Regions from separate parts of the Homo sapiens genome. Here region 2 is linked to region 1. A link is a loop called in an ENCODE intact Hi-C map of the cell type or tissue named here. Cell type or tissue: heart right ventricle. All regions are shown on one strand. Each heading gives the region's core, and the rest is flanking DNA. Links, peaks and the distances in the headings are about the cores only. Region 1 overlaps LOC105369250 (a long non-coding RNA gene). Region 2 has its middle 130 kb from the start of HMX1.

Region 1 (14,909 bases), core at 3,712-11,711:
AGAAAACAGAAAGCTCACTGAGCATTGACCCTGTGCCCACTGCTTTTGATGCATCTCTCATTTCATCCTTCTATCAAATCTGTGAAATAAACACATCACCATCATCCCTATTTCACATTTAGGGAAACATGCTTAGAGAGGGTAAGTAACTTGTTCAAGGTCACACAGCTTCAAACTCTCATCCCACAGGCGCAGGAATGGGAGGCAGCAGCTGTGGAAGCCAGGGTCTCTGGCAGTCCTTGTCTCTGGGCGGTGATCCAGAAAGAGAGAGAACACGATTGTCTCAGCACTGGGTCTTCTTCTGAGTCATCTTGAAGGAGCAATTCCAGAGCGTCTCGGTGTTAAACATCATGTTGTGAATGACTCAGTGATCTCTGACCCAGAGACCTTGGGGATAAAGGAGGGGAGGTACGGAGAAGCTCTTCGAATGGATGTTACCGGCGTGTCAGTGTTCTTTGAGGCCACAGGCTATGTGTCACCAAATTGAAGGGGTGGCCTGCCCCTCCACACCTGTGGGTATTTCTAGTCGGGTGGGATGAGAGACAGAGAAAAGAAATAAGACACAGAGACAAAGTACAGGGAAACAACAGTGGGTCCAGGGGACTGGCACTCAGCACACCAGGACCTGCACGAGCACTGGCCTCTGAGTTCCCTCAGTTTTTATTGATTATGATTTTCATTATTTCAGCAAAAAGGAATGTAATAGGAGAGCAGGGTGATAATAAGCAGAATGTCAACAAAAAACATGTGAGCAAAATAATCTATATCATAATTAAGTTCAAGGGAAGGTATATGACTGGACTTGCATGTAGTCGACATTTATGTTTCTCTCCACCCAAACATCTCAGTGGAGTAAAGAATAACATGGCAGCATTACTGCAACATGTCTCGCCTCCCGCCACAGGGCAGCTTTTATCCTAGCTCAGACTTGAACAAATGTACAATCGGGTTTACACCGAGACATTCAATTCCCAGGGGCAAGCAGGAGACAGTGGCCTTCCTCCATCTCAACTGCAAGAGGCTTTCCTCTTTTACTAATCCGCCTCAGCACAGACCCTTTACGGGTGTCAGGCTGGGGGACAGTCAGGTCTTTCTCATTCCATGAGGCCATATTTCAGACTATCACATGGGGAGAAACCTTGGACAAAACCCTGCTTTCAAGGGCAGGGCTCCCTGCGGCTCTCCACTGTGCATTGTGCCCCTGGTTTATTGTGACTAGAGAATGGCAATGACTTTTACCAACTTTACTGCTTGTAAACATTTGGTTAACAAGGCACGTCCTGCACAGCCCTAGATCCCTTAAACCTTGATTTTAGACAACACATGTTTTTGTGAACTCCAAGTTGGGTCAAAGTGACTGGGGCAAAGTGGCTGGGGCAAAGCTACAAATGAACAACATCTCAGCAAAGCAATTGTTAGAGTACAGGTCTTTTTCAAAGTGGAGTCTCTTATGTCTTCCCTTTCTACATAGACACAGTGACAGTCTGATCTCTCTCTTTTCCCTACATTTCCCCCTTTTCTTTTTAACAAAACCGCCATCGTCATCATGGCCCCTTCTCACTGGTCGCTGTCTCTCCGGAGCTGCTGGATACACCTGTAGACTAACAATAGAGAGGACAGACATACAAAAATTAATACAAAATTTGCAATAGTGGAATTTCCAATGGTTTTAACCCAAGTGACAGGGTTAAGATTTGTGAGGCTATCAACAGCTTTTACCATTGCCTCCGTTTCTGACACCAGATTTAACTGGGCTTTTGAGGTTTCAAAAATTTGTTCTTTCAATTTAGAAATATCTAAGGTAAGATTATCTTCTCTTCCTTGTAGATGGCGTCTAACCATGTCCCAGTGATGTTCAGGTTCATTATAGGCTCAAGGTTTAATACAAAAATCTGACGTATTCCAGTCACACTGTAACTGAAAAAGATATTCTAAGCTCATGAGCCTATCTCCCATCCAAATAACAGTTTGTCTAAGATCATTAATTTGATTTGCCAATTTTTGATCTATTTGAGTCTGAGAATTCCACAATTTTGAGGAATTCTTTTGCCAATTATTCACATATTCTGCAGTTTGAACAGAGGAGTGTAAAGAAATTCCAGCAGCCGCAGCAGTAGCTGTGACTGCAATAAGACCCACAATCACTGCAATCAAAGTAAAAATGGATCTTTTAGATCTAGTTAGAACTCCTTTTAATACTTAAGATATGTACGGATGGAGAAGCGTCCCATGGTCGATCCATGGACAAAGGGATCCACACGCCTTCTCTTGCCCTTACTAACAGAATACCATTCTACCAATCAAAAGTTGAATCAATGCAAGTAAACAATCTACAATTTTCACTGCTTGTAGTTTGGGAATCTGGTTTAATAGCTATGTTTCCTACAACTAGCATATAAGGGGGTTTTACACAACTTTGCAAAGGAATTTTCAGATTGTAATTTAGGTTAATAGTATAATATGGCTTATGGTTTCTTGTTCCCATAACTTGATTTCCAGACAAAATTCTAATGTGGTACGAGGCCACAGTGAGCTTCCATAATTCTGGGTGTTCAGGACCAACAACAGGACTAACTAACTTTGGTCGGGGTGATGAAATCCTCTTTTCACCCCATTTCCATGGATAGGGTGATTCTCACCTTCTATAAACCTAGTCTAGCCTTTTAGTTAAATCACTATCATAGGCCGGATTAGTGGGCCAGGCAGATGGAGCCTGTGAACATGAGTGGGTCTGGCCCATAGAGTCATAATATAATTGGCCTCGAGGGGCCTAGTCTATAATAGTTCCAAATTTATTGTTTTGTAGTACCACTGCAGTATCAGCCACACATTCTTCCCAAACTAAGACTTCTGGGTCTTTTGATTCTTTTGGAATTTCCTTGGGGCATGGTTTCCTTTAGGCCTAAATTTTAATGATCTTTGATAGGAAGAATTCTGTAAATGATTCATTTGTGACCCGAGTGACATTCCACTTATCATATGATAAGTAAATTTACTGGTGGCACTGACAGTAGGTACTTCTATCAACCAATTTTGGATTGTAGGCATTAAGCATCCTGGTGCTTTTCCCAGGCAAATAGGAGGATAATGATACCCAATGGAAATGTTTATCATCATTCCTTCTTCTTCAGGTTGGGCAGGGCCACGGTCATCTGTGGGGCCTGGTACCCATTCACTGTTATTAACATATACTTTAATAGGATTATCTATCCAAGTGACTGCCCGAATTAAGGGTGGGAAAATCACATAGGCCCAGTAAGTATAGTTAGCTGTAGCGGCTCCTGAAGACATAGGGAGACTTAACCACCGTTGATACAATCATTAAAGCTGCAAGAAGCATATTCTCTGGAGTCTGTGTTACCCTTGTGTTTTCCAGGCTTTTTTCAGCTAACTGTGTCAGCTTCTTTAGCTGGGCCCAGGTCGGCGGCCCCACTTTCTTGGTGGATGGCAACTTCATCTGTCCTTCTGATATCACCATTTTGTTCACCCTGCGAGTCGTTGATGTTCGATTGCGGGTTCTCTGTCTCTGCGGAGGCGCCTTCCCTTGCATCTCTGATGGGTTCATTATAGAACTTCAAATGTCTAGTGGGTAGCCAAACAGGAAGCTGATTTTCTCCTGGTGAAACACAAGCAAAACCTCCCCCCCATGTTATCACCTTACCTATTTCCCATGTTTTATTTTGTTGTCTTTCCACCAAATCAGTTTTCCCTCATGTGGGCTGTTCTTTTTACCAGTAAAATGTTGTTCTGCAGAAGTAATGGTCTGATTTCTATATATATTTAAAAAATTTAAAGTATAGAGTGCTAGATTAAGTTGCATCTGGGGAGTGTTATATTCCTTACTTTTTCCTTTTTTTGTTTAACCAATTGAGCTTCGAGTGTTCTATTAGTTGTTTCCATTATAGCCTGTCCTTGGAAATTAGGGATTCCTGTTGTATGTGTAATTTTCCACTGATTTAAGAATTTTTGAAATGCTTTACTACAGTATCCTGGCCCATTATCTGTTTTAATTTTTTCTGGAAATCCACTGACTGCAAAACAAGATAATAAATGTCTTTTAACATGGGAAGTACTTTCTCCTGTCTGGCAGGTTGCGCATATGAAATGTGAATAAGTATCAACTGTCACATGGACAAGTGACAATTTTCCAAATGAAGGTACATGTGTGACGTTCATTTGCCATAATGCATCAGGACTTAAACCTCTAGGATTAACTCCTGCCTCTTGAGCGGGCAGGTGTAAGACTTGACACTGAGCATAATGTTGTACAACATTTTTTGCTTGTTTCCATGTGATATCAAATTTGTTTTTTAATCCTGTTGCATTTACATGAGTCAGGGCCTGAAGTTCTTGTGCTTCCATGAAGGCAGATGATACTAGCAAGTCAGCTTGTTCATTTGCCTTAGTTAAAGGCCCTGGTAAATTAGTATGTGCTCGGATATGAGCCATATAAAATGGGAAATTTCTTTTTCTTACAGTTTGTTGTAACAATTTAAACAGCTGATTTAACTGATCATCCACACTATATTTGATTAGGGCTGTCTCAACATCCTTTGTAACCTGTACTACATATGCAGAATCTGAAACAATGTTAATAGACTGATTAAAATCTTGTAACACTGAAATGACAGCAACCAATTCTGCTCTTTGAGCTGAGTGATATTGAGTTTCAATAACTTGTTCTTTTGGTCCAGTGTAAGCCACTTTTCCATTGCTGGAACCATCAGTAAACACCGTCAGAGCATTTTCTAGAGGTTTTTGTCTGGTAATTTTAGGTAAAATCCAAGTAGTCAATTTCAAAAACTGGAAGATTTTTGCTTTTGGTTAATGATTATCAATAATTCCCACAAAATCAGCAAGACCAATCTGCCCTGCACCAGAATTGATAAAGGCTTGTCTAACCTGCTCCTTGTTTAAAGAAACAATGATTTTATCTGGGTCATTTCCACACAATTTTACTATTCATAGTCTTGCCTGACCAATTAATGTAGCCATTTGATCTAAGTACAATGTAAAAGTCTTAACTGTACTGTGAGGAAGGAATGACCACTCCTCAAGATCTGTATTTTGAACAATAATGCCTGTTGGAGAATGTGCAGTAGCAAAAATGAAAAGTTGGAGTGGGGCTAAGTGATCTATTCTATTTACTTTTGCTGACTGAATTTTTTCTTCAACTAATTCAATTTCTTTAGTTGCCCCTGGAGTTAATGTTCTTTTACTATTTAAGTCTGGATCCCCTCTCAAGATAGAGAACAAAGTTGACATGGGATAAGTACGGATGCCTAGAGTTGGCCGAATCCAATTAATATCTCCTAGCAATTTTTGAAAGTCATTTAATGTTCTTAATGTGTCTTTTCTTATTTCTACTTTTTGTGGTTTAATTTTTCTCTCCTCTACCTGCATTCCCAAATAATGAAAAGGAGTGGAGGTCTGAATCTTATCAGATGCTATTGTCAGGCCTGCGTTTGCAACCTCTGTCTGCAGAAATGTGTAACAGTCAATTAATTTGTCTCTTGTTTCTGAAGCACACAAAATATCATCAACATAATGAATGATATAACAGTCTGAAAACTTGTCTCTAACTGGTTGAAGAACTTGAGCTACAAAAGTCTGACAAATAGTTGGACTATTAAGCATTCCCTGGGGCAACACTTTCCACAGAAATCTAGTGGCTGGTTCTTTAATATTTATGGCTGGTATAGTAAAAGCAAATTTTTCAAAATCCTGTTTTGCCAGAGGAATGGTAAAAAAGCAATACTTCAGATCAACTGTAATTAAAGGCCAATCTTTGGGGATGATGGCTGGACAGGGCAGCCCAGGTTGGAGAGACCCCATGGGTTGAATTACTGCATTAACAGCTCTTAAATCAGTTAACATGCGCCATCTGCCTGATTTTTTTCTGAATTACAAACACAGGAAAATTCCAAGGCGAAAATGAATGCTCAATATGTCCCTTTTCTAATTGTTCTTTTGCCAATAAGTGTAAGGCCTCCAGCTTTTGTTTTGGCAGTGACCACTGACTTACCCATAAAGGCATTTCTGTTTTCCAAGTTACTGGAATGGGTTTTGGAGGCTCTACAGTGACCACCCCTAAAAAGGAAACCCTAGTCCTTTTCTTTCTGGATTTCCCTTAGCCTCAATTGGAATTTTAATGCCTTCTCCATTTTTCCCTAGTCCTTTGCCAGGGAGATATCCCATTTTAGTCATGATTTTTTGACTCGTGGGGCTGTATAGAGAGACTGGAATAGTAATCTCTGCATGCCACTGTTCTAATAAGTCTCGACCCCATAAATTAATTAGAATAGAAGTAATCATAGGCTGAACTGTAGTCTCTTGATTATCAGGTCCTAGACAATGTAAAATCCTGGCACTTTGATACACTTCTGAGGCAGTGCCCACACCAACAAATCCTGTAACAGGCTTTTGTTTAGGCTGATTTTTTTGCCATTGATTTAAGGCAATGATGGAAACATCAGCCCCAGTATCCACTAATCCTTCAAACTGTTTTCCCTGAATAGTAACTGTACACACAGGTCTATTCTCTGAGAGCTGACTAGCCCAATAAACAGCTTTTCCAGCAGTGTTGGTACTTCCAAACACTCCTGTTTCTGTTTTGCTATCCCCAATTTTAATATAAGGCAAGAGCAGTAATTGAGCAATTCTATCACCTGGATTGGCACTCCAGGGAACAGTAGAGCTGATCACTAACTGAATTTCCCCTTTATAATCTGAGTCAATTACCCCAGTATGAATTTGAACTCCTTTCAAATTTAGACTAGATCTTCCTAAAATAAGGCCTACCATCCCTTCTGGCAGCGGCCCATATACCCCTGTAGGAATCTTTTGAGGGGGCTCTCCAGGGAGTAAAGAAATCATTTGAGTAGAACATAAATCTACGGCAGCACTGCCTGCTGTGGCAGGGGATAATTGTCGTATTGTAATTGGCTGATTTCCTGAAATGGTGGTATTTACTGTGGGGGTTGTTGTCCCTGAAAACCCTGAGGAACAAATGGCTGAATCGGGAATGCCCCACTTTGTTGCGGGGCCTGGGGCTGACCCCTCTTCCCCGTTTCCCGACAATGGTTGTCCATTTTTATCAAATTTAGAACGACATTCCTTAGCCCAGTGTTTTCCTTTTCCACATCTTGGACACAGGCCAGGTGGCTCTATTTTTTTTTTTTTTGCTCTGTTTATTTAAGCCTGGGCAATTCTTTTTTAGATGACCGATTTGACCACAATTATAACATTTTCCCCCAAATGTTTTAACTTGTCCTCCTAAAGCAACCCCTGTAATTGCTTGAGCCAATAGCATTGCCTTATGCATAGCTCCTCCAATCCCATCACAAGCCTTCACATATTCTGTAATTACATCAACTCCTGCTGAAACCTTTTCTCTTAATGGCTTTATGGCTGATTGACACTCTGGATTTGCGTTTTGATAAGCCATTGTTTCTACAATAACTTTTCGGGCGTTATTACCTGCAATGGATTTTTGAGCCGCATCTTGCAACCTTGCCACGAAGTCTGGATATGGCTCTTTAGAGCCTTGTCTGATTGAACTAAAAGAAGGGCATGAGGTTCCTGGGTCCTGAATCTTTTCCCAGGCCCTGAGGCAAATAGCCCTTAGTTGTTCAATAGCCTGATTTTCATTACTGATTGTTGGTTAGTAGTGCCCCAATTTGGACCTGTTCTTAGCAATTGGTCTGCATCTATATAAGCAACAGGATTAGTAGCCTGATTTTTTCGTAGCTGTTCTTGTACCCCATCATTCCACCAGGTTTTAAACTGTAGATACTGAGAGGGTGAAAGGGAAGATTTAGCCAAAATTTCCCAATCATAAGAAATAAGTCTATTTCCATGAGCAATGGAATCTAATAGTGTTCTCATATAAGGAGAGTTAGGTCCATATTGTTTAACTCCTTCCTTCATATCTTTTAAATTTTTTTATGGTGATAGATTCATATCTAGTCTTGGTTCAGACAGACGCTCTTGCTTGACTCCCTTTCCCGGCCGGCATTGTTTGTAACATTCCCGGATATTGCCATGCCTCAAGATCTCCCTGTTTTCTGGCTGTAGCAATGGTCTCATGCAGTGCACTACCTTGTCCACTAGGTGGTACTGTAAGATCAAACGCCATCGCCTTGGGTTGTTGATATAGTGCCTTGCTATTTGGCACAGGACGCACCGCCTGAGATCCATACTGAACCTCTGGAGACGGCGGATACTGAAATACGGCTGACGGCTTGTGTTGATAAACTACCGATGGTTGGGTTTTATTTTCTACTGGCTGGTATTGCGGATACTGTGCCTGGATTGGCATTTGAGATTGTGACATCAAAGGCATCTGAACCGCGGGAGAAGGAGTTGGTGGCCATCGTGGTCTAAACTCTGATGGCCCAAATAATTCTGGACCTCCTTCTCCCAATTTTGATGATTCAGGATATATTACCTCCTGTAATTGATTATAGTCAACATTCTGCATTGACCAAGCCAGTACAGGCTCTACTGCATTTTTACAATGTGTACTTTCCATTCCTTTCTTAAACTCTGTTCCTGCCTCTTCTTCACAATCTATTACACAGCTTTCAGAGGCATCAAAGACTGAAACGCTATCTTCTTCTATTTGAAATGGTTCTAAAGTTGCTTTAATAATGGCCCAATCATTCCATGCTGTAAGTGGGATGATTTTACCTTCCCTAATTGCTTGTTTTAGTTCTTTGCCAATTTTTTCCCAATCTTTTAAATATTAAGTTCCCTGTTCTGGAAACCATGGGCAGAATTGTTCTATTGTTTGAAACAGCGTAACTAGATTTTCTGTAGAAGCTTTAACTCCCCCTCTTCTTAAGATAATTTTAATGAAGCTGAGATAAGAAGCATATTTACTTTCAGTTTGCCCCATTGTTACCCTGGATTCCTCTGAGCGCACAAGCTAACCACAAGGCTGACTGTGGACGTACTAGGGAATCTCTCGTCGGCTGTCCTCAATGCTCACGTTCTTAGAGTACCTTCACCCTACAGAAGGGCCCCAAGCTGGGCTCCAGATGAAGGGGTGGCCTGCCCCTCCACACCTGTGGGTATTTCTAGTCGGGTGGGATGAGAGACGGAGAAAAGAAATAAGACACAGAGACAAAGTATAGAGAAACAACAGTGGGTCCAGGGGACCGGCACTCAGCACACCAAGGACATGCACCGGCACCGGGCTCTGAGTTCCCTCAGTTTTTATTGATTATGATTTTCATTATTTCAGCAAAAAGGAATGTAATAGGAGAGCAGGGTGATAATAAGGAGGTCAACAAAAAACATGTGAGCCAAAGAATCTATATCATAAATAAGTTCAAGGGAAGGTACTATGCCTGGACGTGTACGTAAGCCAGATTTATGTTTCTCTCCACCCAAACATCTCAGTGGTGTAAAGAATAACAAGGCAGCATTGCTGCAAACATGTCTCGCCTCCTGTCACAGGGCAGCTTTTCTCCTATCTAAGACTTGAACAAATGCACAATCGGGTTTTACACCGAGACTTTGAGTTCCCAGGGGCAGGCAGGAGACAGTGGTCTTCCTCCATCTCAAATGCAAGAGGCTTTCCTCTTGTACTAATTCACCTCAGCACAGACCTTTTACAGGTATCGGGCTGGGGGACAGTCAGGTCTTTCTCATCCCACGAGGCCATATTTCAGATTATCACATGGGGAGAAACCTTGGACAATACCCTGCTTTCAAGGGCAGAGGTCCCTGCGGCTTTCCACAGTGTATTGTGCCCCTGGTTTATTGAGACTAGAGAATGGCAATGACTTTTACAAGTATACTGCTTGTAAACATTTTGATAACAAGGCACGTCGTGCACAGCCCTAGATCCCTTAAACCTTGATTTTATACAACACATGTTTGGGAACTCCAAGTTGGGTCAAAGTGGTTGGGGCAAAGTGGCTGGGGCAAAGCTACAAATGAACAACATCTCTGCAAAGCAATTGTTTAAAGTACAGATCTTTTTCAAAATGGAGTCTCTTATGTCTTCCCTTTCTACATAGACACAGTGACAGTCTGATCTCTCTTTCTTTTCCCTACACAAATGAAGAGCCCAGTGCCTTTTCTCATTGCTCAAGAGATTGAAAGGGTAGGAAGAAAAGATGTTAAGTTATAAACATGTTTCAGTTTTGGTACCACTTGAGCCAATTTACGTTTTGAAGAGGAGAATCTTGCCTACAAAGTCAGCCCCTGGGTTTTCCTTCTGCTTATGGAATCCAGTCAATGCGCAAAGAGAAAAAGAAAACTAAGGAATCAGCCAGATGCAGTGACTCATGCTTGTAATCTTGGCACTTTGGGAGGTTGAGGCAGGTGGACTTCTTGAGTCCAGAAGTTCAAGACCAGCCTGGCCCTCATAGTGAGACCCCATTTCTACAAAAAATAGAAAAAGTTGCTGAGCATGGTGGCATGCACCTGTAGTCCCAGTTACTTGGGAGGCTGAGGTGGGAGAACTACTTCAGCTCAGGAGGTTGAGGGTACAGTGAGCCATGATTGTGCCACTATACTCCTGCCTGGGTGACAGAGTGAGGTCCTGTCTCAAAAGAAAACAAAAAATATAAGAAAAAGAAAACTAGGGAATCTGGACAGAATAAGTTTATATATATAATAAAGAACTGAGATAGAACTGGGTTGACTGAATAATTATTTGAATTGCTTTTGAGTGAATTTTTCCTATTGGAGTGTACCTTTGTTTTTGTGCGTGTGCGCGCTTTATGTTTTTTGTTTGTTTGTTTGTTTGTTTGTTTTTGGTTTAGTTTTGTCTTTGAGTTTTTTTGAGACTGGGCCTTGCTCTGTTGCCCAGGCTGCTGGAGTGCAGTGGCACAACCTCAGCTCACTGCAACCTCTGCCTCCTGGGTCCCAGCAATTCTTCTGCCTCAGCCTCCACAAAAGCTAGGACTACTGGGCATGTACCACCAAGCCCAGCTAATTTTTGTATTTTTAGTAGAGATGGGGTTTCACCATGTTGGCCAGGCCTGGTCTTGAACTCCTGGGCTCAAGTGATCCACCTGCCTCAGCCTTCCAAAGTGCTGGGATTACAGGTGTGAGCCCGTGCGCCCAGCTAGAGTCTACCATTCTTTGAATTCACTGCAGTGCAAAGACTGGGACATGTGGAACTCCAGGTGCATATGGGTTATGTAGAGATGCCAGGGGCTGATTAAGGAAGGAAAGATATGAGAAGCCTGCAGAGCATGCTTTCCCAGACTGTATGGGCCCTGGGAAGGGAGAAGTGGACAGAAAGGGAACACTAGGTACCCTGGAAGAGAAGATTCATCCAAGTCATCAGGGAAGTTACTAAAGCAAGGGAAAAAATTTAGAGACAGGGCCAAACACGCTTCTTCCAAGTCCTTTCTGTCCGCTCAGTCACCTCTATGTTTATTTTTCTTCTTTCCTCTAAGTAGTGTCATGCGTTTTCTTCCTATTCCTAGTCACTCCTAGTCAACTAACTCCTCTCTTTACCATCTTTTCATCAGAACTTGAAACCTCCTCTCCTTCATGTATTAGTGATCATGTTTCTCCATAATACTGCTAGAAACAAGAATTGAAACCTGGAAAACCTGCATTTGAGAACCAGATCTGCCTCTGCTAGCTATTTGAGAAGTGATTTTGTTCCATTCTTTTTGCTGTTATCGAAACAGGGTGTCACTCTGTCGCCCAGGCTGGAGTGCAGTGGTTCAATCTTGGCTCACTGCAGCCTCAATCTCCTGGGCTCAATCAGTCCTTCCACATCAGCCTCCTGAGTAGCTGAGACTACAGGTGTGTGTCACCACAGCTGGCTAATTTTTAATCCTTTTTTGTTGTTTACTTTTTTTTGTAGAGATGGGGTCTTGCTATGTTGTGTAGGCTGGTCTCAAACTCATGGGCTCAAGCAATCCTCCTGCCTTGGCCTCTCAGATGAAATGGGAAATGTTCCGTTGTCCCCCTCCAAGGGCATGCGATGCGGGTGTGGTTCATTTATTCAGTGCCCCACTGCTCAAACCTCTAGGGGAGCATGCAGACAGGCAGGGAGCCCCATGGCAGTGTCCAGGGGTGAATGTTTATAGTTGAAGCCCCAGTGGGCGTGTGTTACAGGGTGCTCTTTTAGTTTAGCCGTCTGTAGGTAGCTTGTGTTAGTCGGCTCAATTAGACCCCCGTCTTATTGCAAGGACAGAAGGATCTCTTTGTCCCGGGGTTCTTGCCTTGGTGTACCGGACGTGGTGCTATCTCAGCTCACTGCAAGCTCCGCCTCCTCGGTTGACCCCATTCTCCTACCTCAGCCTCCCAAGTAGCTGGGACTACAGGCACCCACCACCAAGCCTGCCTAATTTTTTTGTATTTTTAGTAGAGATGGGGTTTCACTGTGTTAGCCAGAATGGTCTGGATCTCCTGACCTCGTGATCTGCCCGCCTCGGCCTCCCAAAGTGCTGGAATTACAGGCGTGAGAGCGCAAGGTTTTATTGAGTGGAAGTATCTTTCAGCAGATGGGGGAGCCAGAAGGGAGATGGTTTACCCCTGGAGTCGGGTGAGTGGCCTGACTCTTCTCCGAATGTCCCAGCCAAACTCTACGTTGTTCTGCAGTCAGTGGCCTGTGGTGTGTCGGTGCCCATTGGTGCGTTCCTTTTGACATCCAGCACCCTTGTGTTCCTCCGCTGATGTGCTCCTCTCGAAGTCCAGCTGCCTGTGTGTCTGCCTGCTAGGGTCTCAGGGTTTTTATAGGCACAGAATGGGGGTGTGGCAGCCAGGGTGGTCTTGGGAAATGCAACATTTGGGCAGGAAAACAAAAATGCCTGTCCTCACCTAGGTCCGTGGGCACAGGCCCTGGGGTGGAGCCCTAGCCAGGGACCACACCCTCCTCTACCCAGTACTTTCCTTCCTCACTTCCATATCATTTAAAGGGACCACATTCTTCCCTTCTGAGCACTTCCCTTCTGTATCACAAAGTGTTGGGATTATAGGCATGAGCCACTGGTCCCAGCCAATTCCGTTCTTTTAATGCAAACTAGAAAATAGGTGTTCAGAAAGGCCTCCCCTATCCACCTCAGGGAGTTGCTATGAAGATCAAATTAGATCATGTGCAACAGAAGTTTAGAAAAGATTCCAAAAGCACTGTGCAACGAGAATGTATTTTTAAACTCCACTGAGTGGACTTAAAACTATGTTTTTCTTTCTTTCTTTCTTTCTTTCTTTCTTTCTTTCTTTCTTTCTTTCTTTCTTTCGTTTGAGACAGAGTTTCACTCTTGTTGCCTAGGCTGGAATGCAACGATGCCATCTTGGCTTACTGCAACCTCTGCCTCCCAGGTTCAAGTGATTCTCTGCCTCAGCCACACGAGTAGCTGGGATTACAGGCGCTCGCCACCATGCCTGGCTAATTTCTTTCTTTCTTTTGTTTTTGTCTTTTTAGTAGAGATGGGGTTTCATGGTGTTGGCCAGGCTGGTCTCGAACCCCTGACCTTAGGTGATCCACCCACCTTGGCCTCCGAGAATGCTGGGATTAAGGCTTGAGCCACCGCACCCAACCTGTGTTTCTTTTTTAAGCAAGAAAACAAATGCCTCTCCCCAGCGCTCACTAAACAATTCCCTCTTTTTTTTCCATAGGATTCTTATCCTTCTTGCCCCACTGCAAACAATCTATTTTCTTTTGGCCCTTCCATCCATCTGTGAAAGGGTCAGGCTTTCTAGCTAACCCTTCATCAAATATTTTTGATGACCACAGTCAAGACAGCACTTATTATTTTTTTTGAGACGGAGTTTTGCTCTTGTTGCCCAGGCTGGAGTACATTGGCACAATCTTGGCTCACTGCAACCTCTGCCTCCAGGGTTCAACTGATTCTCTTGCCTCAGCCTCCCAAGTAGCTGGGATTACAGGTGCACAACACCACACCCAGCTAATTTTTGTATTTTTAGTAGAGATGGGGTTTCTCCATGTTGGTCAGGCTGGTCTCGAACTCCTGACCTCAGGTGATCTACCCACCTCTGCCTCCCAAAGTGCTGGGATTACAAGGGTGAGCCACCCTGACTGGCCAAGACAGTGCTTATTAATGCCTGAGATGCATTCAGGAGCACATGACCTGGCTGTGACTGTTCTAACAAAGTTCCCCAAATGGGTGGCTCAAGACAACAGAAAGTCATTCTCTCCAGTTCCAGAAGCTTGATGTCTGAAACGGGCAGGGCCGCGCTCCCTCTGAAGGCTCTAGGGATGAATCCTTCCTTGCCTCTTCTGGCTTCTGGTGGTTGCTGGCAATCCTTGGCTTGTGGCCACATCATTCCATTCTCTTCCTTCATTCTCATGTGGCCTTCTCCTCTGTGTGTCTCTGTCTCTTCTTCTCTTCCCATGAGGAATGCCATTATTACTCGATTTAAGGTCCACGCTATTCCAATATGACCTCTTTGTAATTAGATCTGCAGTGACCCTGTTTTCTTTTCTTTTTTTGAGATGGAGTCTTGCTCTGTTGCCGAGGCTGGAGTTCAGTGACACAATCTCAGCTTGCTGCAACTCTGCCTCCTGGGTTCAAGTGATTCTTCAGCCTCAGCCTCCGAAGTAGCTGGGATTACAGGTGCACACCACCATGCCTAGCTAATTTTTGTGTTTTTAGTAGAGACAGGGTTTTGCCATGCTAGCCAGGCTGGTCTCGATCTCCTGACATCAAGTGATCCTCCTGCCTCAGCCTCCCAAAGTGCTAAGATTACAAGCATGAGCCACCATGCCCTGCCCCTATTTTCTAATAAGGGTACATTCCGGGATTCCTGGTGAATATGAATTTTGGAGGACAGTATTCAGTCTAGCAAAAGGCAGAACATCCTCATTTTCTTCCCTACCTCAGAAATAAAGAAATTAAATTCGACCCCTCTGAGAGAGAGAGGCTTCCTGAGCTTCCAACAATCAATTATCCAAATATTAGTCACAGAAG
Region 2 (14,909 bases), core at 3,370-11,369, 120 kb after region 1:
CTGCTCAGATACTTGAAGGAGGAATGGAGAAGGCAAGCAGCCCCCAGTGAGCAGACGTGAGGGTCTCCCAGCAGCACCATCCTTTGCCATCTCATGCCGAGGGACAAAGCCAGAGCAGGGCTCTCCACCAAGGCTGGGTTCTCCTCCAAGGAAATGTGATAACAGGACAGAGAGCATCGTGGAAGGATAGGGGCTTTGGAGTCTCACAAACCACAGTTTGCAAGACCAGGAGCAACCTGCACTTCCTTGCACACACCCTGGGTGGGTGCTGGAGCATCTAGACTTAGAGTGAATCTTTTCTCCCTCCTCCCCCAACTGGCCTCCATTACACTTCCAGCAACAATGTGCTGTATGTACACGATGGAATACTATTCAGCCTTCAAAAAGAACGAAATGCTGCCATTTGAGACAACATGGATGAGCCTGGAGGATATTATGTTAAGTGAAATAAGCCAAGCACAGAACAACAAATACCACATGATCTCACTTATATGTGGAATCTAAAAAAGTTAAACTCGGCCAGGCATGGTGGCTCATGCCTGTAATCCCAGCATTTTGGGAGGCTGAGGCTGGCAGATTGCTTGAGCCCAGGAGTTCGAGACCAGCCTGCGTAACATAGCAAGACCCCATTTCTACAAAAAAATACAAAAATTAGTGGAGCGTGGTGGTGCATGCCTGTACTCCCAGAAACTCTGGGGGCTGAGTTGGGAGGATTGATTGAGCTTGGGAGGTCAAGGCTGCAGTGAGCCAAGATCACAACCCTGCACTACAGCCTGGGCAATAGAATGAGATTGTCTCAAAAAAAAAAGAAAGAAAAAGAAAAGAAAAAAGTTGAATTCACAGAAGCAGAGTAGAATGATGGTTGCCAGGGTGGGGAAGTGGGCAGATGCCAAAGGACACAGAATGTCATTTTTAGAGAAGAAGAATAAGTTCAGGATATCCATGGGACAACATGGTACCTATAGTTAATAACAACATATCATACACTTGGAAATCACTAAGAGAGTAGATTTTTAACTGTTCTCACCACAAAAAAATAAGTCTGGGAGGTGATATGTTATTTAGCTTGATTAGCCATTTCATAATGTATACATAATTCAATCACATCATGTTGTATACCCTCTTGTACGTAATTTTTGTCAATTCAATAAATTCAACAACTCCAAAAAACAAGACATTCTCTTTACAAAAATAATTATTAAAAATAAAATTCAGAATTCTATTTTATTTATTTATTTATTTTTGAAACAGAGTGTCGCTCTGTCACCCAGGCTGGCTGAAGTGCAGTGGTGCGATCTCGGCTGACTGCAACCTCTGTCTCCCACGTTCAAACGATTCTCCTGCCTCAGCCTCCCAAGTAGCTGGGATTACAGGTGTGTGCAATCACACCTGGCTGATTTCTGTATTTTTGGTAGAGACAGTTTCGCCATGTTGGCCAGGCTGGTCTCGAACTCCTGACCTTAGGTGATCCACCAGCCTCGGCCTCCCAAAGTGCTGGGATTACAGGTGTGAGCCACTGCGCCTGCACAGAATATAAAATATTCTTTAATTCAACTAAAACATTAAAACATAGATTATTTCTATAAGTGGTAATTGTTCTAACATGTTTTGGTCAAAATAGTCTCCTTACTCATCCACAATTAAATGGTTAATTGACATTTGATTGGATTTTGATAAAGGTTTCAAATCATGATTGACTTTTCCAATGTACAGTAAAAATGTTTGAAAATATTTCATAAAAATTAATATTTAAAAATGGTCAGGCATGGTATGGTGGCTCACGCCTCTAATCCCACACTTTGGAGGCCAAGGTGGGCCGGTCACTTGAGGTCAGGAGTTTGAGACCAGCCTGGCCAAACCTCATCTCTACTAAAAGTACAAAAGTTAGTCAGGTATGGTGACACGCACCTGCATTCCCAGCTACTTGGGAGGCTGAGGCAGGAGAATCCCTTGAATCTGGGAGGTGGGTTCCCCAGGCTTAGAGCAAAACCCCCATCTTGTCTGTCTCCACTCTCATCCCAGGCAATCGCAGTCATTTCCACAGCCTCAACTACTGTCTACCTGGGATGCCTCCCAAGCCCAAGTCTCCAGCCCAAACCTGACTTCCTAGCCCCAGACCCATCTGTCCTGGGACACATTGCCCCCTGGGTCCCAAGCAACCTCAGCCAATGAGTCCAATGTCAACTTCCTGTCCTTGCCTGACACTGCCAGCCCTGAGATCAGACTTGACCATTCACCTCCAGTACCTGATACGTCCATCAGTGCTTTGGAACATATCCCACAAACATTCCCCAAACCAGGCACCGGACCCCACACATCAACACAGTCATGTGAGTCACCAGCATCCCTGGCAGGGACCCCTGTCCCAGCCTCCAACTCATCTCCTTCCTGTCCGTTGAGTTCTGTGTCACATTCCAGAGGCCACAAGAAGAAAAATGACCAACTTAATGAAACTAAAAGAATTGAGAAGACATTTCCCTATGGTCCAAAGTCTTTCCAACTGAGAAACACATATCAAGATCCAGCCTGCCAGCCCTGCGGTTAAATGTTCCTGAAATAATTAAAGCCCAGGGTGACACAGCCCCCACTCCACAAGTACTCCCAGCACAGTAAGACTTGCTTCTCTGGAGGGGCTTGAAATGTCCAGTGTGTACCCTGCCCCTCTCTGTCATAGCTAACAGGAATGTGCTCCGTGTCTTCTTCCTGCTCAAAGGACCGTCCACCAACCTGCGCAGGCAGCACTTTCGGCCAGCGAGGGACGAGAGGACTTCCCACCATTTCCCACTTACGCACTGCATTCCTCAGGAACCTGCCTCACAAATTACAAGAGCACCACGGCAGACACACCACGTTCCAGCGGGTGGCCATGTCTTCATGTCAGCTTGAAAGATCATCGCCAGGGAAATATCTATATCTCAGCAGAGAGAGCTTCAGCCTGTGTAGTCCAGCTGTGCTCAAATGGAAATCCAGAAACCCAGATGCTGGTCAAAACACCCTGTCTTGGAGAGCCGGCTCTGCAGGTCCCCAGAGTGGGAGTGAACTGGGTGGGCCACCTGCCCTGCCTGCCCACATCCCTGCCTCCTGGAATCCTGGACCCTGAGAACCAGGGGGATGTGGTGGGGAACAGGCAAATCTTGTGCAGAAAGCCAAGATGCCACCCAAATCCACTCTGCAGTCTAGGTGGGTGATATTCTGGTCTGCACTGTACCAGCGCATGAAGGGATGGAGGATGGAGTCTAGACAAGCCAAACGTAAAAAGATATTGCCCAAGTATTTTGTGCTTTGTCTGTGTTACAATGCTATGCCCAGCCCAGCGTGGTGGCTCACACCTGTGATCTCAGCACCTTGGGAGGCCGAGGCAGGCAGATCACCTTAGGTCAGGAGATTGAGACCAGCCTGGCCAATGTGGTGAAACCCCATCTCTACTAAAAATACAAAAATTAGCCTGGTGTGGTGGTGGGTACCTGTAATCCCACTTACTCGGGAGGCTGAGGCAGGAGAATCACTTCAGCCCAGGAGGTGGGGGTTGCAGTGAGCAGAGATCATGCCACTGCACTCCAGCCTGGGCAACAGAGTAAGACTCCGTCTTAAAAAAAAATAAAATAAATAAATTCTATGCCCAGCATTTTCCATGTACTGTCTTATTATCTCAGTAAATCCCATATAACCTTCCTATGAAAGTGTATCTCATTTATCTCCATTTTATAGATGAGAAAACTGAGGCCCCTGGAGTAGTGTTAATTTTCCAAGACCGCGTTGCTCATAAAGGGTACAGCAGGGACCCAAGCTCGACACTCTCACCCTCAAACATTTCCACAAGTGTAGACCAATGGCTCTCAACTGGGGTGGTTTTGCTCACGTACCACTCCCTTGCTCCATGGCATTTGAAACCGTCTGGAGACACCTGGGGTAGCCATAGCTGGGAGGGTACAATGGCACCTAGAGGATGGAGACCAGAGATGCTGCTAACCATCCCACAATACACGGGATGGCCCCACCACCAGCACCACGAATGGTCTCACCCCAAATGTTGTGACTGTGGCAAAGCTGAGAAACCCAGGTTTCTCCTCAGCAAGAAGGAAAATCCCTGCAACGCGGATGCACCTCTACAGGAGCCCCAGGCTGACAATAACCTTCCTCATCTGATTTCAACCCTGGGTGCTTTTACCTGGTGCATCCATCAGGGATTTCAGGGACTCCAAAGAGTTATTACCCTCGAATGCTCGGTTCTGCCTGACAACCCAGAAATCTCTGCCGAGGTCCCTGGTCTTGAGGAAGGCTCAGCAAGTGGTTGAGGTTGATAACCAAATACCTAGGAGAGACTTTTCTCTCCCTCCAGGAGGAGCTGTGGGTCAGACACACCCTGGGATCATTCACAAGTGGTCAGTAAAGGCTTGGGGAGGGCCAGGTTTTCTAGGCCTTCTCAATGGGGTGGGTGTTTGTGGATACACAAGAAGCCTCTGAAACTTCTGATATTGGCAGGAAATCAATGCCCCCCACCCTCCACCCTCCACCCCCCCACCTCCCCACCATAAACACATGCCCTGCAGCAGGACTTGGCACTCAGGGGCTCCTGGGGGCCCGATTTACCTGCTAAAACATCCTCTAGCCACCACCGAATAAAGCAACCCCTTGCCACCCAACCACAGAAGCACAGCCTAGGAGCCACTCCAAGGGACATCCAGTCACATTAAAACCTCAGCCATCCAGAGCACCAGGCCTGATGATGAGAAAGAACATTTTATCCTTAAAAGCATCTGAATGCCCATGCTGCTTCTTGCAGAGAAAAGTCCAAAATAATCTGCTATTAAAGAACGAGGATGGTTTTGACATTTTTACCAAGCTAATGGTCTACGCAGACAAAATCTCATAAAAGGGCACTCTGTTCTTCTTGATCCACTCAGACATGGCCTGTGAGCGATGAAACGGGCTCTCCTCCTCAAAGAAATTGCTGCTGATCCTCACACCAGCCTGACACTGCTTCATGGGTTCTTCAAAGAGAGCATTCCCATAGAAACTAAAAGGTAAGAGGAACGTGTCTGGCGGGCATTGTGGGCAGCAGTGGGCTTTGGGCCAAATTTTAAGTTTGAAAATCAAGATTCCCTCTTTTCGAGGGGCCGCTGGACTGAGCAGATACAGACACCGTGAAAAGAGGGTGCCATGTTCAGATTCAGGAAACAAGGATGGTTTCTGTTCAGTTCCTACATCATCCTTCAGGTCATGTGATTCCCATTTCCCTCTGTGGACCAAGAAATTCAGTGGGGTTTCTGCCTTTTAAATATTTCATTATCAATATGTCATCCTTTTAGCCTTCGGAAATCATTTTAACATGGAGATTCTGGTTTAAGACACTTGTGGGTCTGTCTGTCTGTCTGTCTCTCTTTTCCTTGAAACAGGGTCTCACTTTGTCACCTGGGCTGGAGTGCAGTGGCATGATCACAGCTCACTGCAGCCGGACCTTCCAGGCTCTAGCAATCCTCCCACCTCAGCCTCCCAAGTACTTGGGACTACAGGCACACACCACCATACTTGGCTTTTTTTTTTTTTTTTTTTTGGTAGATATGAGGCTTCACCATGTTGCCCAGGCTGGTCTTAAACTCCTGGGCTCAAGCGATCCTCCCTCTTCGGCCACTCAAAGTGCTGGGATTATTGGCTTGAGCCACCACGCCCGGCCAAGAACCTTGTCTCTTGTGATGCACCCCAGAACAAAACATCACTGCAAAAACACACCAAGGCATGAGTTTCAGTCCTAAGTCCCATTTATCCACCATACACTATGTGCCAGGCACAACGCTAAGTGCTTCTACGGACGAGCTTCCCTTAATCTCAGCAGTAACAACCCCAGGCAATGGGGCCTGTTGATGGATCCATTTGCCACTGAAGACAGTAAGGTTCAGAGAGGGTAAGTGGCTTGTGCCATGTCAGCCAGCTAAGGAGGGGCAGAACCAGGATGCAAACTCCAGCCCCCTGGCTCCAGACTCTTGTTCCCAAGGTCCCACTACACTTGGTCACTCCACTGCATTCTGGTATCCTGGTCTTTGTCAGAGTCCATGTAAAAGAGGGATGTAGAGGGAGTAAGAGGGACTTCACGCAATAAAGTTTCCCGGCGTTACACTGCCACCGTAATTGTGTCCGCGACCAGGACCTCTCCCTTCCCATCCTTTCCGTGATCCGCCCTGGAAAACCTTCCAGAGAACTGTCCTCCTTCTCCCGGGATCTCAGAGAAAATTCACCTGAGTTCAGTGTCCAGGTGACCCAAGCTCTGAATGTAGTAAAGTGCACGGGGAGATGAGGATGTCACCATAAGCAAGCCTCCCAGACAGCATCCGGGAGCAACCCCAAGACTGGGCAGGGGGGCTCTGATGCAGCCCACGGCGAAGAGGGCTGCCCGTGCTGCCTAAATGGGTTCAGAATGAAGGCCGCCCTCTCTCCCATGTGGGGCTCATTCACCACGAATCAAATGATTAAGACACGCTCTGCTGAGCAAATGGTCAAACATAAAAATATGTGGAAGGAACAAAGCGGTCAACCCCATTATCCATCAAAAACCATCAAGGTGGCAGCCCTCACTGAGGGGTACAGCTCTCCAGCGGGCCTCATCTGCCCTCCAAACCCACGTGCCTCCTCAGTGGAAGGCCAGCAAAGCCACACAGGAAGAGTTGGGGTAGGAAAGCAGAAAGTGAACCCCAGGAGGCCAGGCTGGCCACGGAGCCCCATCGCACACACACAGGCCCGGTGACTCAGGGTTCCACGTGTGCAGGACACCGGGAGCTCACAGGGACAGCGCCCCGGGGGAAGCAAGGAACTTTGTCTCTCTGTCCCTCTCTGTAGGGATGGAAAGAGGAGAGCGATTTCTGGGATGTAAGCCATCTGCCTCCTCTCAACTCTCGCTGCCCAACCAGAAAGGGAAGAAAAACAGGAAGATGCGGGGCAGGTGAGGAGCTGGGTGAGCGCCGCCAGCCCGCAGCCCAGCAGAGCAGGGCTTGGCCAAGCCTGGCGCCAGCGACTTCCCCCCTGCCCCCGCCACAAGCCCCTCGCCAGGTGAAAGGCACCGGCAGAGTCCCAGACAGATGCCCCAGACAGGATGCCCGGGGCAACCCCCGCCCCTTCCCCTGCTGGGGGCCCCCAGGACGCGGGGCTCCCCTTCCCCTTTTGGCTAGCCGCAGAGTCCAGCGGGTCTCCAGGCCAGGGACGTCGTGGGAGAATCAGGAAGTCGAAGGCACACAGCCGAGAAGGGGCAGCTGGCGTCTCGGAGGCCGTCACGAGCTGTCACTCCGCGCCCGCCGGAGTTGCCGCTCAGTTACCAACTTCAACCCAGGGCCGGCCACGGAGCCTCCCGCCCACCCTACCCCGCGTCCCCGGCACCCCCGCGTCCCCGGCACCCCCGGACCCCTGCGCCCGCGTCACTTACTCCTCTGCCGTCGCCACCTGTCTGGGTGCCGGTCTCCTCCCTGCCTGACCTCAGCGCGTCCTCCCCGTCCTCGCAGTCGTCGGGCTGTGCGCTTCCCCCCTCCAGCAACAGCCGCAGTTCTTCTCCTAGGGAGGGACGTCGTCCTCCTCCCTCCTGGGCCGGCCATCCCTGCCTCGGGGCTTGCCAGTGGCTTTGGAGCTGCCCGAAGGGCTGGCCGTGGCTGCGGAGGCTCGGCCTGCACTTGGGGAAGAGGAAGGACCCGGCGCGAGCGGCCTCTCGGCGGAGCTGGGGCGTCTGAGCGCGAGCTCGGTGGGTCCGCGTGGCGCGGAGCTGGGAATCGGTGCCGGCGCGGGCTCCTCCGCAGGCCGCTCCTGGCTCTCTGGCGCCCTCTGCTGGCCGCTCGCGCGCACCGCGGACACGCCGGGCCGGGGCCTGCGCCTCGCTCACCTGCCCCGGCCTAGGCGGTCGCTGTCCCCTGCCCTTGGCCAGACCAGTTCCGGCCAGGCTCTGCACCTCCTCCCCGCCCCAGCCAGGTTGCACCCCGATGGTCTCCCTGCCCAAGGAAGAGAGAAGAGAAGGGACGCCCCGAGAGGGTGGACATCAGCCACAGCCACCTTGTCTTTGCTCTTACCCTGTGTCTTGCATGATTTGGAGGTGGTGGGAAAACCGAGGCTGCTCAAAACTCGTGGAGAATTCCGCCTGCAGGATGACATGAATGCACCTTCGCATTGCCTACCAACAGATCTTTTTTGAGCATCTCTGTGGACCAGGCGTGGTGATGGGAGAGGGGATATTGTCGTGAACATGACAGGCATGGCCTTCACACAGTGGGGCTCAGCGCTGGGTGACAAGGCATTGAGAACGGACATTGTCAATTGGGCAAAAGGAGGCCAAGGAGAAGTGCTGGGGTCATGGGAACTGAGAAAGACAGGAGGCTCAGCAGGTCTTGGAGCTGGGAGAGGGACAGCAGCAGCGGCTGTTCCAAAGGAAGCAACAGCTGAGAGAGGTCTCAGAGAGTTGTTCTCAGCCCAGTGGAGCATGTTCGGGCAGAGGGAACAGCGTGTGCAAAAGCCCAGAGGCTAGGAAAGAAGCAGAAAGAGGACTGTGGGGCTGGAGCATGGAGGGCGAGGGGAGAGAGGTGTGGTGGGCAGACAGATTGCCTGGGACCCAGCCGTGCAGGGACAGAGGAGATAGGGGATCCTTGCAGGCCCCCAGCCAGGGCTCAGGCACAGAGATAATGCAGGTGGGCAAAGAGAGGAGACGTGGAGAAATATTTTGGAGGCATGCCCTGATGAATGAGCCCAGGATGCACCCTTAGTGTCAGTGTGGAGCTCCTTCCTTGGCTGTGTGATAAGCTGAACCCGGGGGTATTTTCTGGACATCGAGGTGCTACACCAAGAGTCCAGGACAGGCTAAGTGAGCACCAGCAGCTCCTGGCCTACCTCAAAAGCAGGAGAGACAGGGGAGACTGGGGAGGCTGGGGAGGAAGGGGAAGCCAGGAAGGCAGGAGAGGCCAGGGAAGCAGAGGAGGCCAGGGAGGCAGTGGAGGCAGGAGAGGCTGGGGAGGCTATGTCCTTTCCATGATTCTGCCCGGGATCCTAGGCCCCTCTACTCCCTGAGCTTCCCCACCCCAAGCGCTGGAACCATGTTGCACAATGGTCTCCCCACTAAGCTCCTGATGGCGGCCCCTACCCTGCTGTGCTCCCTATTTCAACCCTAACAGCTCTCACAGTGGGCAGCACATAGGCGCTCAGGAAACACAGGTGGGAGAGCACATGGGTCTGCTCAGCACCTTCCTCTCTCCTCCAGCTCTCCCCTGTCATGAAATAATTCTGCTAATGACACATGGGCTTTGAGACCCTCTTCTATTACTTTCCATATGCTAATCCATGTATACCTCACAGCAGCCCTGGGGTTTGGTGCTATTAGATGCCCATTTTTACAGAGGAGGAGACTGAGGTATAAAGAGGGTAAGTGACATAGGCACAGTACAGGGGCTGGGGCCAAGTGATCGCAGCACTAAATCCCCAAAGGCAAGGTGGACGCAGTTACCATAAAAGACAACAGAGTCAAAGCTGCAACCAGAATTGCCTGACTTGCAGAGACCTATGCTGCCAGCTGATCGTGGCATTCCTAGAAGTGAAATAGGTAAGAAGCCTGCCACATTTTTACTTGATCTGTGTTTGCAGAAGGGTTCTAGGTCAGGTGAGTAGAAGTCTAATCTGAATCATAAAAACAGAGTCACAGTCTCCAGTCAATTCCCAGACATAAGCCAGTTCACAGACCGGGAGTCCTTTGTCTGAATGGGAAGCCAGGTCCCCTCCAAAAAGGACTCTGCTCCACTGCCAAAAATTTATACTGTCAATTTTTCTCCCAGCCTGCCCCTGAAGGAGTACACAGCCTTTTACTAGGATGACTGAACAGGGGAATAGAAACTAATGAGACCTATGCAGGATCACTGGACACAGGCTCTGAACTGGCACTAGGGAGAGACTAGGGTCTACCAGTCAGAATAGGCATTTTGGAGGTCAGGTGAATGTTGGTGCAAGTTCATGTCATGGTAGATCCATTGGGTCCCCAATTCCATCCTCTGGTTATATACAAAGTGGCCATGTTGAGATTCAAATTCAGGGCATCCAACGTAGAGGCTGTGCTCTTACTCATGAAACATTCTGACCCTACTAACCAATTTAAAAATGCAAACACCTCCTGCGGCTAGCGAGAGTCCTCCAAACAGTCACGTAAATTGGTTCTGTTAAGGATTTCCTCCTACCACCTGCTGAGAGCCAGTTGCAAGGAGAGACTAGGGAAGGGCATTGGGTAACTTTGTTGCTAAAAGCTCTTTTGGATAAAGACGTTTGGGAAAAGAAGCAAATAGAGTTCAGCAGAAGAGGTAAGAAAGTAAGTTTATGTTTGGCCAGGCACGGTGGCTCACACCTGTAATCCCAGGACTTTGGGAGGCCGAGGTGGGCAGATCACAAGGTCAAGAGATCGGACCATCCTGGCCAACACGGTGAAGCCCCATATCTGATAAAAATTCAAAAATTAGCTGTCCATGATGGCACATGCCTGTAGTCTCAGCTACTCGGGAGCCTGAGGCAGGAGAATCACTTGAACCCAGGAGGCAGACGTTGCAGTGGACAGAGATCATGCCACTGTATTCTAACCCGGCGACAGAACAAGACTCCGTCTCATAAAACAAACCAAAACAAACAAACAAACAAACAAAAAAGCAAGCTTATTTTTAAGCCTGAACAAATGTAGTGGTTTAGGGGTTCTGCAAATACGGCCCCAATCAGGCTACAAGATGTTGTGGCAGCAACACTTACACCCGGTCACTCCTGGCTGGCTGAGCCACTTTTCAAAACACCCTTGCACAGCTATGCAGAGTGGCTGGCTCCACTGGCAGCCGGCAGAGCCATAACTCACACTGTCACCACTCCCCTCAAACCCTTTCAGTAAGCACTTTCTTTATTTATTTATTTTTTTTTTTTTTTTTTTGAGACGGAGGCTTGCTCTGTCATCCAGGCTGGAGTGCAGTGGTGCAATCTCGGCTCACTGCAAGCTCCGCCTCCCAGGTTCATGCCGTTCTCCTGCCTCAGCCTCCCAAGTAGCTGGGACTACAGGCGCCCGCCACCATGCCAGGCTAATTTTTTGTATTTTTAGTAGAGACGGGGTTTCATCGTGTTAGCCAGGATGGCCTCAATTTCCTGACCTGGTGTTCCGCCCGCCTCGGCCTCCCAAAGTGCTGGGATTACAGGCGTGAGCCACCGCGCCCGGCCTGGTAAGCACTTTTAATCAATGCAACAGGAATAAACATTTGCTGCAGAGCGGCAATGTGCAGGGAGGAACATTGTTCCACTCAGGCTCAGAAAGCAAAACCTCCTGGCTGTTTGCATCTATGCGAGAGCTCGCAGGAAAAGCCCTCTGTGTGGCTGCCAGCCTCACACACTACCCCCAAGGGGTGAGTTTCTCTTTCCATGTTAATCTATGCCCTGATGTGCCATCTGTCAACCACCACACCATTCTCAGTTGACATTTCAAAGCATCTTTGCCCTGTGAATGGTCACCAGCCCTGCCCTGCAAGGCCCCAGGTGACATTGAACTTAAATGAGAGAGAAAACAGGTTTCGGGGTGGATTTCAGTTCAGCATCTTGGAATCTCTGTGTGGACATGAAATCTGTCTCCCCAGCCGTGGGCTGCATCCTTGTTTGTCATCTGGTTTGGTTGTTGTGAACTTGGAAACTCGTGGGCACCTTTGCAATTTGTCAAGAAGCTGCACGGCCCTTCCAACAAAAGCAAGCAATAGGAACAGAAGCCCAAGGCTTCAGATCAAGGTGCGACTTAAAGCAGCCTCAGTGTAAAAGGAAAGAGGAGTCAGAGGGATGCCTAAGGCAGAGTCTAGTCCCCAGGGAAGCTATAAGGCAAAGAGAAAGGGAGAGAGAGATAGACAGAGACAGAGACAGAGACAGAAAGACAGAGAGAGATGGGAGGAGCCATGAGGCGCCCAGGCCTCTGCATCAAAATCCCTACAAGAGGGGCCTCCTAAAAATGCAGGAGGCTGAGGTGGGCGCACACAGAAGTTCAAGACTAGCCTGGGCAACATAGAAAGGCCCTGTCTTTACAAAAAATACAAAAATCAGCCAGGTGTGGTGGTGCATCCCTGTGGTCCCAGCTACCCAGGAGGCTGAGGTGGGAGGATGGCTTGAGCCCAGGAGGTAGAGGCTGCAGTGAACCGAGATAGCACCACTGCACTCCAGCCTGGGCAATAGAGTGAGACTTCATCTCAAAAAAATTTTAAAAAATTTTTAAAAAGGATCACTCTGGCTACTTGAATGGATGATAAGAAGGTAAGAGCAGAAGCAAGGAGACCAGCAGTGAGATTCTGCAAGTGGCAGTCCACAGTGGCTCAGACCAGGCTGGCGCTGAAGACCTGCTGGATTCTGTATATATTTTGATGATGAAGCAACTCACTGACTCTTGAAGAGTGGTCTCTAGGAGACTGTATTTTTAACAAGCTCTCAGAGGATTCTAATGCAGGCTGAAGTTGAAGAACTCCTGATTTAGGTGAAGCTTCTGTTTCATCCTAGGGGAAGTACCTACTGAATTTTCTCCAAGCCACCTCAAAAGAGGCGCTAGACAAGATGTGCTCCAATGTCTGAACATGTGTGCACAGCTCTAGAGCCGACCTCAGGACACTGAGTCAAAAGTTAGGAGTACAACAGTGAACAACCACCATCCTCTTTTCAATGAGCTTTGCATTTAATGAGAGAAATAAAAAGCAAAAAAAAAAATCATTTTCAACTCACAATGGTAGGAGTTATGGTGACAGTATGCCTGGGGCAAGGGGAGCACAAAGAGGGGGCACCCAGTCGGCCAGGTGCAGTTGTTCATGCCTGTAATCCCAGCATTTTGGGAGGCCAAGGTGGGTGTATCACTTGAGGCCAGGAGTTCGAAAACAGCCTGGCCAACATGGTGAAATCCTGTCTTTACTAAAAATACAAAAAAATTAGCCAGAAGTGGTGGCGGGCACCTGTAATTCCAGATACTCAGAAGGCTGAGGTGGGAGAATTGCTTGAACCCGGGAGGCGGAGATTGCAGTGAGCCAAGATCGCGCCACTGCACTCCAGGCTGGATGGCCAGAGCGAGACTCCGTCAAAAAAAAAAGCCAGGTGATGGGTGGGCATGCAATCTCTATCAGGTGGTCAGAAATCCTTCTCCACCACAGGACTCCTCAGTTGAAGACTAGAAAATGGTAGGAATTAGCCAGGTCGATAGGAGAGCTGTGGAAGATCATTCCCAGCAGAGGGAAGAGCATGTGCAAAAATCGAGACGTGAGAGGGTGAGGAGCTGAGAGATGTTCATATAATTGTAAAAAGTGACTAATGTAGAGGTAAGTTAGAGCCAAATCTTAAAGGCTCTTTGTCATGTTTATCCTGTAGACAAAAGGAGACAGTAGATGTTTTTAGGCAGGGGAGTAATGATCCACTTTGTGCTATAAAAAGAGCAGTCTGGCTGGAGGAGAGTGGGAGGTGAGTAGACCAGGTGGGAGGTTGCAATACACCAAGTGAGACAAGATGGTTGGCTGGACCAAGGCTGTGGCAGTGAGGATGGAGAGGAGACAGTAGACTAACTTAACTGAGAAAGAGGGAGGAATGAAGGATGAGGCCCAGGTGTTTTGGAAGCTGGGTGGATGGTGGTGTGAATCTGACGTGGTGAGCCCAGGCAGAAGAGGAAATCAGGAGAGGAAAGGTAAGATGAGGTCAATGCAAGACAGACAGCCAAGTGGAGATAACAACTGGGCAGTTGGATTCATCAGCCTGGAGTTATACAGAGAGCTCTGGAATGGAAATAAAGAGGAAAGGATTTTGGGAATAGGTGAATCCTCCCAGAATAATGTGTAGAGAAAGGAGAATAGAACACAGGGGACAGAAAAAGGGAAGAGATTTGTTATTAAAACCAACAATCCATCAGACAACTTCCAATAAGACACTTGTTAGAGGTTTCCTCAGTGTGAGTTATTCAGGACCAGAGCTAAAGACCATATTCCCAATAACATCACTGCTGGGAAGGTCTTCATGAAAACATTTAATGCTGCTTTTAAAACAACAACAACAACAAAAAGGCGTTAGCTACTGCACAGACCCTGGAGCAATTTTTCGGCAAGAGTCTATCAAACACGAATCTGATTTGACTCAAGGAGGTGTCATATCAAGTGTAAAAATCCAATTCCAATGTCCATAAGAGCCTTTCTGCAAGGTAAAAGACCCTAATCCAGTTGAAGTGATTTTTATTGATTAATAGTCTGGGAATACACAGGTTTTTGGTTTTTGAGATTTTCCTCCCTGTGCCTTCATGCCAGCTGTGGAAGGGTCAAAAGGCTCCTAACTGTCAAAATAAAAACGACACTTGGTCACAGAGGAAACAGATTATAGGTCAATCACATTGATGACTTTTTAAATCTGAGAAGCCATTAATGTTACTGAATAAGCAAATCTGTTTGCATAACCAGATTTTTATAGGCTACTGGGAATAAAGGTTTTCCTAAGTGGGTGATTTGTACAACGATAGCCTTTGGGTATCTGATGGAACAGCTCTGATGAGGAAATGTTCCTTTAATTATGCGGAAGGCCAATTACCACATTATAGCCACATTGTTTTGCAGATTGCATATAATTTCACCATTTCCATAGCTTCAGCACTATAATTCTGGAGAAAATTCAGGCACCAAGAAGACACTTGAGGCACATTATGCTGGAGACAAAGATGTTTTAGCGAATTCAATTTAAGCTTCAACATTAAAGTTATTTTGTTGAATAAAGCATAATGCAATAATGAGCTTGTGTAAGTCAACTCTATAGTGGAGGTAATAGTAGCTAGAGAGAGCATGTCCCATCTCTTCTTTTTAATGCTCATTCGAGTAATACATAATGCTATAGAGAGAACCTTTCTCTAATATGTGCTTCATCTCAGGCTAAGCGTGTTTTGTGCAACTGTG

Evidence for each region. Hi-C counts contacts between places; a loop is a spot of excess contacts. Peaks named below come from ENCODE experiments on the same cell type or tissue, not always from the same donor. Only the 100,000 strongest peaks of a DNase experiment are listed, where the experiment ranks them.
Region 2: it touches region 1 in a loop (14-fold over the local background); 38 of 110 quality-filtered maps call a loop at or near these places.

What each region holds. Positions count from the first base shown.
Region 1 is chr4:9,116,943-9,131,851 of GRCh38, reverse strand. All of the region lies in intron 2 of LOC105369250 (a long non-coding RNA gene), which reads left to right. It also overlaps the pseudogene ENPP7P10. Among named protein-coding and RNA genes, the nearest start is that of FAM90A26, 46 kb to the left of the region's middle. In heart right ventricle, for the core only: CTCF peaks have their summits at 7,909 and 8,113 (motif pointing right); a DNase peak (open chromatin) is centred at 8,101; H3K27ac peaks cover 2,373 bases; H3K27me3 peaks cover 1,860 bases.
Region 2 is chr4:8,993,561-9,008,469 of GRCh38, reverse strand. No RefSeq gene overlaps it. Among named protein-coding and RNA genes, the nearest start is that of HMX1, 130 kb to the right of the region's middle. RefSeq lists a silencer at 7,393-7,687. In heart right ventricle, for the core only: CTCF peaks have their summits at 7,594 and 7,795 (motif pointing left); a DNase peak (open chromatin) is centred at 7,759; H3K4me3 peaks cover 590 bases; H3K27me3 peaks cover 4,126 bases.